2 separate regions of the Homo sapiens genome follow, and region 1 is linked to region 2. Evidence: read pairs that join two places in POLR2A ChIA-PET (ENCODE). Cell type or tissue: OCI-LY7. All regions are shown on one strand. Links, peaks and the distances in the headings refer to the core of each region. The heading gives the core; the rest is flanking DNA. Region 1 overlaps FBN3 (fibrillin 3). Region 2 has its middle 14 kb from the start of CERS4.

Region 1 (4,384 bases), core at 237-4,236, 68 kb after region 2:
ATGAGGCCGGGTCTGGGCTGGAGCTATGGCCTTGGGGAATCTGACTTCTAGAGACCCCTGGTGCGCCGCGACACACCCTCCTCCTGCCTCGGACACACCCTCCTTCTGCTGCTGCTGACACACCCTCCTCCTGCCGCAGACATCAACGAGTGTGCTCTGGATCCTGAGGTTTGTGCCAATGGCGTGTGCGAGAACCTTCGGGGCAGCTACCGCTGTGTCTGCAACCTGGGTTATGAGGCAGGTGCCTCAGGCAAGGACTGCACAGGTGAGCATGCCACCTGGCGGGCGGATGTGTGGGCAGCCTCTCCCACTGCAGACCCCTCACCCCTCTCTCCCACCCCCACCCCACAGACGTGGATGAGTGTGCCCTCAACAGCCTCCTGTGTGACAACGGGTGGTGCCAGAATAGCCCTGGCAGCTACAGCTGCTCCTGCCCCCCCGGCTTCCACTTCTGGCAGGACACGGAGATCTGCAAAGGTACTGGGTCCCGGGCTCACGTGGGTTTGCACACACACATATGCTCCAACATACTTGGCATGTGGCGTGTGCACGCACAGGCATGCACACGCTCAAAGATGCTTACATGTTACCTCTATTCACACACGCATGCTATATGTAGTGTGCACACACACATATATGCACACGCTCAGATACTCACATGTTGCATGAGGTGTGTACACAAGACACACATGCACACGCTCAGAAACATCCTGTACACAACCACACTCAGACATGCACGTTGCATGTGTCATGCATACATACACCCAGACACGCTGCACATGCCGTGTATACACAGACACACATTCAGACATGCTGTGTGCATGTGTACACAGACATGCATACTCAAAGACACTTGCATATGTACCTACATTCACACATACACACTCAAAGACACATATATACTCACATTTACATACACACGTATTCTTTTTTTTTTTTTTTGAGACAGAGTCTTGCTCTATCACCCAGGCTGGAGTGCAGTGGCACGATCTCAGCTCACTGCAACCTCTGCCTCCTAGTTCAAGCGATTCTCCTGCCTCAGCCTCCCAAGTAGCTGGGATTACAGGCGTCCGTCACCAAGCCCAGATAATTTTTGTATTTTTAGTAGAGACAGGGTTTCACCATGTTCGCCAGGCTGGTCTCGAACTCCTGACCTCAAGTGATCCACCTGCTTCAGCCTCCCAAAGTGCTGGGATTATAGGCGCGAGCCACTACACCTGGCCCATACACTCATTCTCACACTTCCCACACTTGCAGTCCCAGTCACACATGGTTGTACACACTCAGGGGCACACAGTTATACACACATCCCAGAAGTCCTACTCGAACTACAGAGTTTGGAGAGCTTCTAGGTGGATGGACATATCTGTGTGCTGGCAGGGCGGCATGCCGAGAGCAGGCACGGAAGTTCCACATCTCCTCCCAGATACCCTGCACCGTGCATCTCTTCCATCTGGCTGTTCATCATTTGTAATATCCTTTATTTTTTTTATTTTATCTTTTTGAGACAGAGTCTCGCTCTGTCACCCAGGCTGGAGTGCAATGGGGCGATCTCGGCTCACTGCAACCTCCACCTCCTGGGTTCAAGCAATTCTCCCGCCGTTTAAGAGATTATCCTGTCTCTGCCTCCCAAGTAGCCCGGACTACAGGCGTGTGCCATCACGCCCAGCTAATTTGTATTTTTAATAGAGATGGTGTTTCATCGTGTTGGCCAGGCTGGTCTCGAACTCCTGACCTCAGTGATCCACCCGCCTCTGCCTCCCAAAGAGGTGGGATGACAGGCGTAAGCCACAGCGCCCAGCCTGTGATATCCTTTATAATAAACTAGTAAACGTAAGTTAAGTATTTCCCTGAGTCCTGTGAGCCCCTCTAGCGGATGATCAAGCCCGAGGAGAAGGCAGAAATTCTGGAGGCCCCGATTTGCAACTGGCATCTGGTGTGGAAGACAGTCTTGTGGGACTGAGCCCTCAACCTGTGGAGTCAGACTTTAACTCCAGGCAGAAAGCGTCAGAATTGAATTATAGGGCACCCTGCTGGTGTCGGAGAATTGGGCAGCTTGGCAAAAGCAAACAAACAAAAAACCCCATGTCTGATCACTGATGTATTCTGTGTTGTGTTGAAGGTGAGAGTAAGAATACAGTTTTGGCTGGGTGCAGTGACTCACGCCTATAATCCCAGCACTTTGGGAGGCTGAGGCGGGCGGACCACCTGAGGTTGGGAGTTTGAGACCAGCCTGGCCAACATCATGAAATCCTGTCTCTACTAAAAATACAAAAAAAGTTAGCCAGGCATGGTGGCACATGCCTGTAGTCCCAGCTACTTGGGAGGCTGAGGCACGAGAATCGCTTGAACCCGGGAGACGGAGGTTGCAGTGAGCCGGGATGGTGCCACTGCACTCCAACCTGGGTGACAGAGCGAGACTCTGTCTCAAAAAAAAAAAAAAAACAAAAAAAAAACAGTTTGGCATTTCCTGTCTCTTACAGCATGTACACACACAGCTCAGCACACACATGTGCTTGCATGCACATTTGATTCCAGTGCCCTCTGCATGCTTGTGCATCTGGGTGCACCCCGTGCCACCGGTTGCGGCGGCCCCTTGGGGAGGAGGGGTCCTGGCCAGGTAAGGCAACTCCTCCTGCAGCTCAGGACCTGGTGGGGGGCTGTCCCCACAGATGTCGACGAATGCCTGTCCAGCCCGTGTGTGAGTGGCGTCTGTCGGAACCTGGCCGGCTCCTACACCTGCAAATGTGGCCCTGGCAGCCGGCTGGACCCCTCTGGTACCTTCTGTCTAGGTGAGCGGCCCCGGAGCCCGACGGCGTTCCAGAGGCTGGGCGTCTATGGGTCAGGGTGCAGGTGTAGGGCCGGCAGGTGAGACAGGTGACCCGCCTCTTCTCCCCAGACAGCACCAAGGGCACCTGCTGGCTGAAGATCCAGGAGAGCCGCTGTGAGGTGAACCTTCAGGGAGCCAGCCTGCGGTCTGAGTGCTGCGCCACCCTCGGGGCAGCCTGGGGGAGCCCCTGCGAACGCTGCGAGATCGGTAGTATCCTCCTTGAGGCCTCCCAGGCACCCATGGGAAAAGCCCTCCATGGGGCGGGTCCCCCCTTGGGCTGGCATGAGAAAATGACTCCTCTCTTCACTCTTGTTCTCCCAGTTGCAGACCCTGCCTGTGCCCGGGGCTTTGCCCGGATGACGGGTGTCACCTGCGATGGTAACTGCCTGCCCGTGTCCAGCTCACCCCCTACTCCAGAGCCCGCACACAACCAGGCGCACCACCCTCATGGGTGCCACCTCCGGCCCCGCCCTGGAGTCTTTTGCGATGGGGACAGACGTTCTCCCTACCTGGTCCCCAGGCCTTCTTGAAAGTCCCCAGTCCCCGTGTCCCCGTCCCCTTCCTTCCTCCTCAAGGACAACTTGAGACCCCAGGGGAATGGCCAGCCAGCACCCTTCCCCTCCCTGGACCCTCCGGCTTTCCCTCCTCCTTACCCAGATGTGAACGAGTGTGAGTCCTTCCCGGGAGTCTGTCCCAACGGGCGTTGCGTCAACACTGCTGGGTCTTTCCGCTGTGAGTGTCCAGAGGGCCTGATGCTGGACGCCTCAGGCCGGCTGTGCGTGGGTGAGTCCAGGCGAGGTCCGCATACAGGGCCACACGTTCTTCCTTTGTTCCCTCCACCCGCAGTGACTTGAGGAACAGGAGAGATTTTTTTTTTTTTTTTTGAGATGGAGTCTCGCTCTGTCGCCCAGGCTGGAGTGCAGTGGCGCAATCTCGGCTCACTGTAACTTCCGCCTCCCGGGTTCAAGCGATTCTCCTGCCTCAGCCTCCTGAGTAGCTGGGATTACAGGCACATACCACCACGCCCAGCTAATTTTTGTATTTTTAGTAGAGATGGGGTTTCACCATGTTGGCTAGGATGGTCTCGAACTTCTGACCTCAGGTGATCTGCCCGCCTCGGCCTCCCAAAGTGTTGGGATTACAGGCGTGAGCCACCACGCCTGGCCTGAACAGGAGAGATTTCAGGCATCCTTTGGGATCCTCTGCCTCTGGCTAACATATCATGAAAGACATTTGGGTGGGTTTTTTTTTCTTTTTTCTTGAGACAGGGTCTCACTCTGTCACCCAGGCAGGAGTGCAGTGGCGCAATCTCATCTCACTACAACTTGCACTTCCTGGGTTCAACTGATTTTTGTACCTTGATCTCCTGAGCAGCTGGGACTACAGGTGTGCACCACCACACCCGCTAATTTATTTATTTATTGGTATATCTATATATATTTTTGTAGGGACAGGGTCTCACTCTCTTGCCTAGGCTGGTCTCAAACTCCTGGCCTCAAGGGATCCCCCTACCTCAGCATCCCGGAGTGCTGGAAGTCCAGCCAGGATTTATCT
Region 2 (4,384 bases), core at 77-4,076:
AGGCATAAGCCACCACGTCAGGCCATGCATGACCTTCTTAGAAGGCCAGCAATCATTGGATCATATCACACTTTAATCCAGGATAACCTCATCTTAACTTGGTTACAACTGCAAAGACTCTGTTTCTAAATAAGGTTAAATTCACACGTGCCCAGCTTTAACAAATCTCCTTGGAGGACACAATTCAAACCACACTACCTACAAGCATTTTTTTTTTTTTTTTTGAGACAGAGTCTCGCTCTGTCGCCCAGACTGGAGTGCAGTGGTTTGATCTCGGCTCACTGCAAGCTCCGCCTCCCGGATTCACGCCATTCTCCTGCCTCAGTCTCCCGAGTAGCTGGGACTGCAGGCGCCCGCCACCACGCCTGGCTAATTTTTTGTATTTTTACTAGAGACGGGTTTTCACCATGTTAGCCAGGATGGTCTCGATCTCCTGACCTCGTGATTCACCCGTCTCGGCCTCCCAAAGTGCTGGGATTACAGGCATGAGCCACTGCGCCTGGCTGCATTTTTTTTTAAATGTGTTCATTTTTCCAAAAATTGACTCTCTAGAATCATGCTGGAAAGTTAAATGTAAACTATTGCATACAAATTTGCAGAGGAAAAAAATGCCTTCCCTTCAAAAAAAAAACCTTTCAATGAATTATTTCTTTTTTTGGTTTTGAGAGTTAGCTTGTAATCTCCATTATAGCCCGCATCTTGTTAACTACAGCATGGAATGGATTCATTGTCATATTGGTACTTTCCAGAAGATACAGTTCTTTCCCATCAATGCTTTTTGCCTCTGTTCTGGGGTTTTCGTGCGTGTTTAATTAGAGGGGGCTTCTTTTCTGGGATCAGTGAGCCAAAGCTAATGAACAGGCTCCTTGGTCAATCCAGGTCAGTACTGGGGGCGTTTGATGGGGAGGTGTGGGTGAGAACAGGATGTTCGAGGCATGAGTAGGATCCCAAAGAGGAAGTGTCCCTCAGCTGAGGGGGTGGGTGAGTGTGAAGAGGAGCTGTGGAGGAGAGAAGGGGCTCCACTGAAACAAAAGTTGGGCCGGTGTAGTGTGGCTCATGCCTGTAATTCCCATGCTTTGGGAAGCCAATGTGGGAGGATTGCTTAAGGGCAGGAGTTTGAGACCAGCCTGGGCAACATAGAGACCCCATCTCTACAAAAACAAACAAACAAAACCAGACCTGGCGGCACGTGCTTTCGGCCCCAGCTACTTGGGAGGCTGAAGTGGGAGGATCGATTGAGCACAGTTCTAGGATGCAGTGGGCTATGATGGTACCACTGCATTCCAGCATGGGTGACCCTGTCTCAAAAAAACAACAAGGCCAGGTGCAGTGGCTCATGCCTGTAATCCCAACACTTTGGGAGGCCGAGGCAGGCAGATCACTTGAGGTCAGGAGTTCGAGACTAGCCTGGCCAACATGGTGAAACCTCCTCTCTACTAAAAATACAAAAATTAGCCAGGCATGGTGGAGGGTTCCTGTAATCCCAGCTACTCGGGAGGCTGAGGCAAGAGAATTGGTTGAACCTGGGAGGTGGAGACTGCAGTGAGCCGAGATCGCACCACTGCAGTCCAGCCTGGGCAACAAGAGCAAAACTCCATCTCAAAAAAATAAAAATAAAAATTAAGCCAGGCGTGGTGGCTCATGCCTATAATCCCAGCACTTTGGGAGGCTGAGGCGGGTGGATCACGAGGTCAGGAGATCGAGACCATCCTAGCTAACACGGTGACACCCCGTCTCTAGGAAAAATACAAAAAATTAGCCAGGCGTGGTGGTGGGCACCTGTAGTCCCAGCTACTCCGGAGGCTAAGGCAGGAGAATGGTGTGAACCCGGGAGGCGGAGCTTGCAGTGAGCCAAGATCGCGCCACTGCACTCCAGCCTGGGTGACAGAGCGAGAATCCGTCTCAAAAAAAAAAAAAATAGAGTGACCAGGGCTGCAGGGTGGGAGGTGAGTGGAGAGAACGGAGCAAAACAGAGTCCGGTTCCGAGATGAGGGTGTCTGGAGTCTGGGGGACCCAGGGAAGGGAGGAGGGGGAGGCAGAGGATGGGAAGGTCTACCCCCCAGGCCTGGACTATGCTGGGCAGGCGGGCCTGGCTCGGTGCCCATCTCTGGGCAGGGAGCACAGGGTGAAAGCAGATCTGGAGGGAAGATGTGGCATTGGATGTTAGAAGGTGCAGATCTCCAGGGGGCTGTGGGAGGTGCACATAGAGGAAGCTCAGAGTGTGTGTCTGGGCTGGAGACAGGATGTCCTTGGTGTCTGCTCAGAAGGGAGGTGCACGGTAGTTGAAGGCCCCTTGGGTAAAGACAGGAGGAAGTATGGGGAGAAGCTAGTCCCAGCTGCAAGGCAGACACCTGGTTGGGGTGTGTTTCATCTCTCATGCCACTGTACTCCAGCCTGGGCGATAGAGTGAGACTCTGTCACAAAAAAAAAAAAAAAAAAAAAAAAGACAGGGTCTCACTCTGTTGCCCAGGCTGGAGTACAGTGGCATAATCATAGCTCACTGCAACCTCCAGCTCTCAGGCTCAAGCCATCTTCAGCCTCCCAAGTAGCTGGGACTACAGGTTCATGCCACATTTTAAATTTTGTTAGAGATGGGGTCCCACTAAGTTGCTCAGGCTGCAGACACTATTTGAAATGAACTCATCTGATCCTGCAACAGCCTTGTGAGGTGGGTCCTCTTAATTCCTCTTTGACAGGTGAGGAAACCGAAGCCCAGAGAGGTTAGGACACTGGCCCAAAGTCACACAGCCTGTGAGCCGCTGGAACCAGAACCTAGGAGCTGTGTTTCTGCTTTCGTGCAGACAGATGCATTTTCCTTTAATACTTCACTTTTTAGATGCAGAAGGGCAGGATCAGGGAGGTGGAGCGACTTGCCCAAGGTCTGGCAGTGAGTTAGTGGCCTTCCAAGCCTGTGTGTCTGAGCAAGGCTATGGGCTCTAGTTGAGAACGGGCAAAAACAGCGGTCTTGAAGGAAGCCTGCCTGATATCCGTGTCAGTGAGGATGTGGGCTGCCGGGCTGGGCGGTGGAGGAGGGTGGCTGGAGATAGGCTGGGGCATGTCAAGTCTGAACATTTAGAGTATGAACTAGACATAAGACAGCCCTGACTGGGCACGGTGGCTCATGCCTGTAATCTTAGCACTTTGGGAGGCTGAGGTGGGCAGATTGCCTGAGTTCAGGAGTTCGATACCAGCCTGGGCAACACGGTGAAACCCTATCTCTACTAAAATACAAAAAATTAGCCGGGCGTGGCGGCGTGTGCCTGTAATCCCAGCTACTCGGGAGGTTAAGGCAGGATAATTGCTTGAACCCGGGAAGCAGAGGTTGCAGTGAGCCGAGATGGTGCCACTGCACTCCAGCCTGGGTGACAGAGCGAGACTCCATCTCAAAAAAAATAAAAAAATAAAAAAATAAAAAATAAAAGAAATAGCCCTAACCCCACCCCCTTGTGACATCCCCAACTAGGCTGGACTTCCCCCATGTCTGCAACAGGCTGGGGCATCCTCCGGAAATGAGTGCGGGAGGGAGGCCAGGGCTGGGCCAGCAGAGTTGGGGGAGGGGATGGGAGTGCAGGGCTGGGGACACAGGAAGAGGCTGCAGGAAAAGAGGGGCAGTGTCCAAGCTCAGGGTCTCGGGACCTTTGGGGTTTCTGCCTTGTCCCCCTGCAACTCTGGAGGAGCAAGAGGCCTGGGGTTTCTCAGTTCTTTCCAGCCCAGGAGTCCCCTGGGGTGGCTCAGGGAGTGGGGACTTCCCTGGAGGAAAGGACCATGGAGTGAGCATCTAAACTTTTGCATTTGACTCAGAGCTTTGTCTCTTATTTTGTAAAACCCCAGTGTATGTGTGATATGTGTGCACTGACTACAAAAAAAAAAAAAAGAAAAAAGAAAGAAAAGAAACCTAGGCCAGGCACGGAGGCTCGTGCCTGTAATCCCAGCACTTTGGGAGGCCAAGGTGGGCGGATCACCTGAGGTCAGGAGTTTGAGACTAGCCTGGCCAACATGAGAAAACCCCATCTCTACCAAAAATACAAAAATTAGCTGGGCTTGGTGGCGGGTGCCTGTAATCCCAGCTACTCAGGATGCTGAGGCAGGAGAATCGCTTGAACCTGGGAGGCAGAGACTGCAGTGAGCTGAGATCATGCCACTGCACTCCAGCCTGGGCAACAGAGCGAGACTCAGTCTTAAAAAAAAAAAAAAAAAAACGAAAAACCCAAAAAACCTACTATCCCCATATATAACCAATTTGTGCTGTGCACCAACAAGAACCTGCTTTAAATTTCCATTGCAATTTACAACCCCCATATTATACCAGGCAAGGTTAGTGGCTGTTGAAAATACCACCAGGACAGGGCTATCTAAAGACACATTCAGTAGTGCATTAACTGTA

Evidence for each region. Peaks named below come from ENCODE experiments on the same cell type or tissue, not always from the same donor. Only the 100,000 strongest peaks of a DNase experiment are listed, where the experiment ranks them.
Region 1: POLR2A ChIA-PET joins it to region 2 with 9 read pairs; 3 of 35 experiments call an interaction of 5 or more read pairs at or near these places.

What each region holds. Positions count from the first base shown.
Region 1 is chr19:8,125,121-8,129,504 of GRCh38, reverse strand. It overlaps FBN3 (fibrillin 3), which reads left to right. Exons shown (of 64, transcript NM_032447.5): 17 at 140-265; 18 at 352-477; 19 at 2,673-2,792; 20 at 2,900-3,037; 21 at 3,158-3,208; 22 at 3,488-3,613. Among named protein-coding and RNA genes, the nearest start is that of FBN3, 22 kb to the left of the region's middle. RefSeq lists an enhancer at 197-698. In OCI-LY7, for the core only: no CTCF peak of the experiment used is centred there; no DNase peak of the experiment used is centred there.
Region 2 is chr19:8,193,283-8,197,666 of GRCh38, reverse strand. No RefSeq gene overlaps it. Among named protein-coding and RNA genes, the nearest start is that of CERS4, 14 kb to the left of the region's middle. RefSeq lists enhancers at 741-1,593, 2,112-2,211, 1,594-2,447, 2,822-2,871, 3,312-3,431 and 1 more. In OCI-LY7, for the core only: no CTCF peak of the experiment used is centred there; DNase peaks (open chromatin) are centred at 966, 2,296, 2,986, 3,506 and 1 weaker place; H3K4me3 peaks cover 2,703 bases; H3K27ac peaks cover 4,000 bases.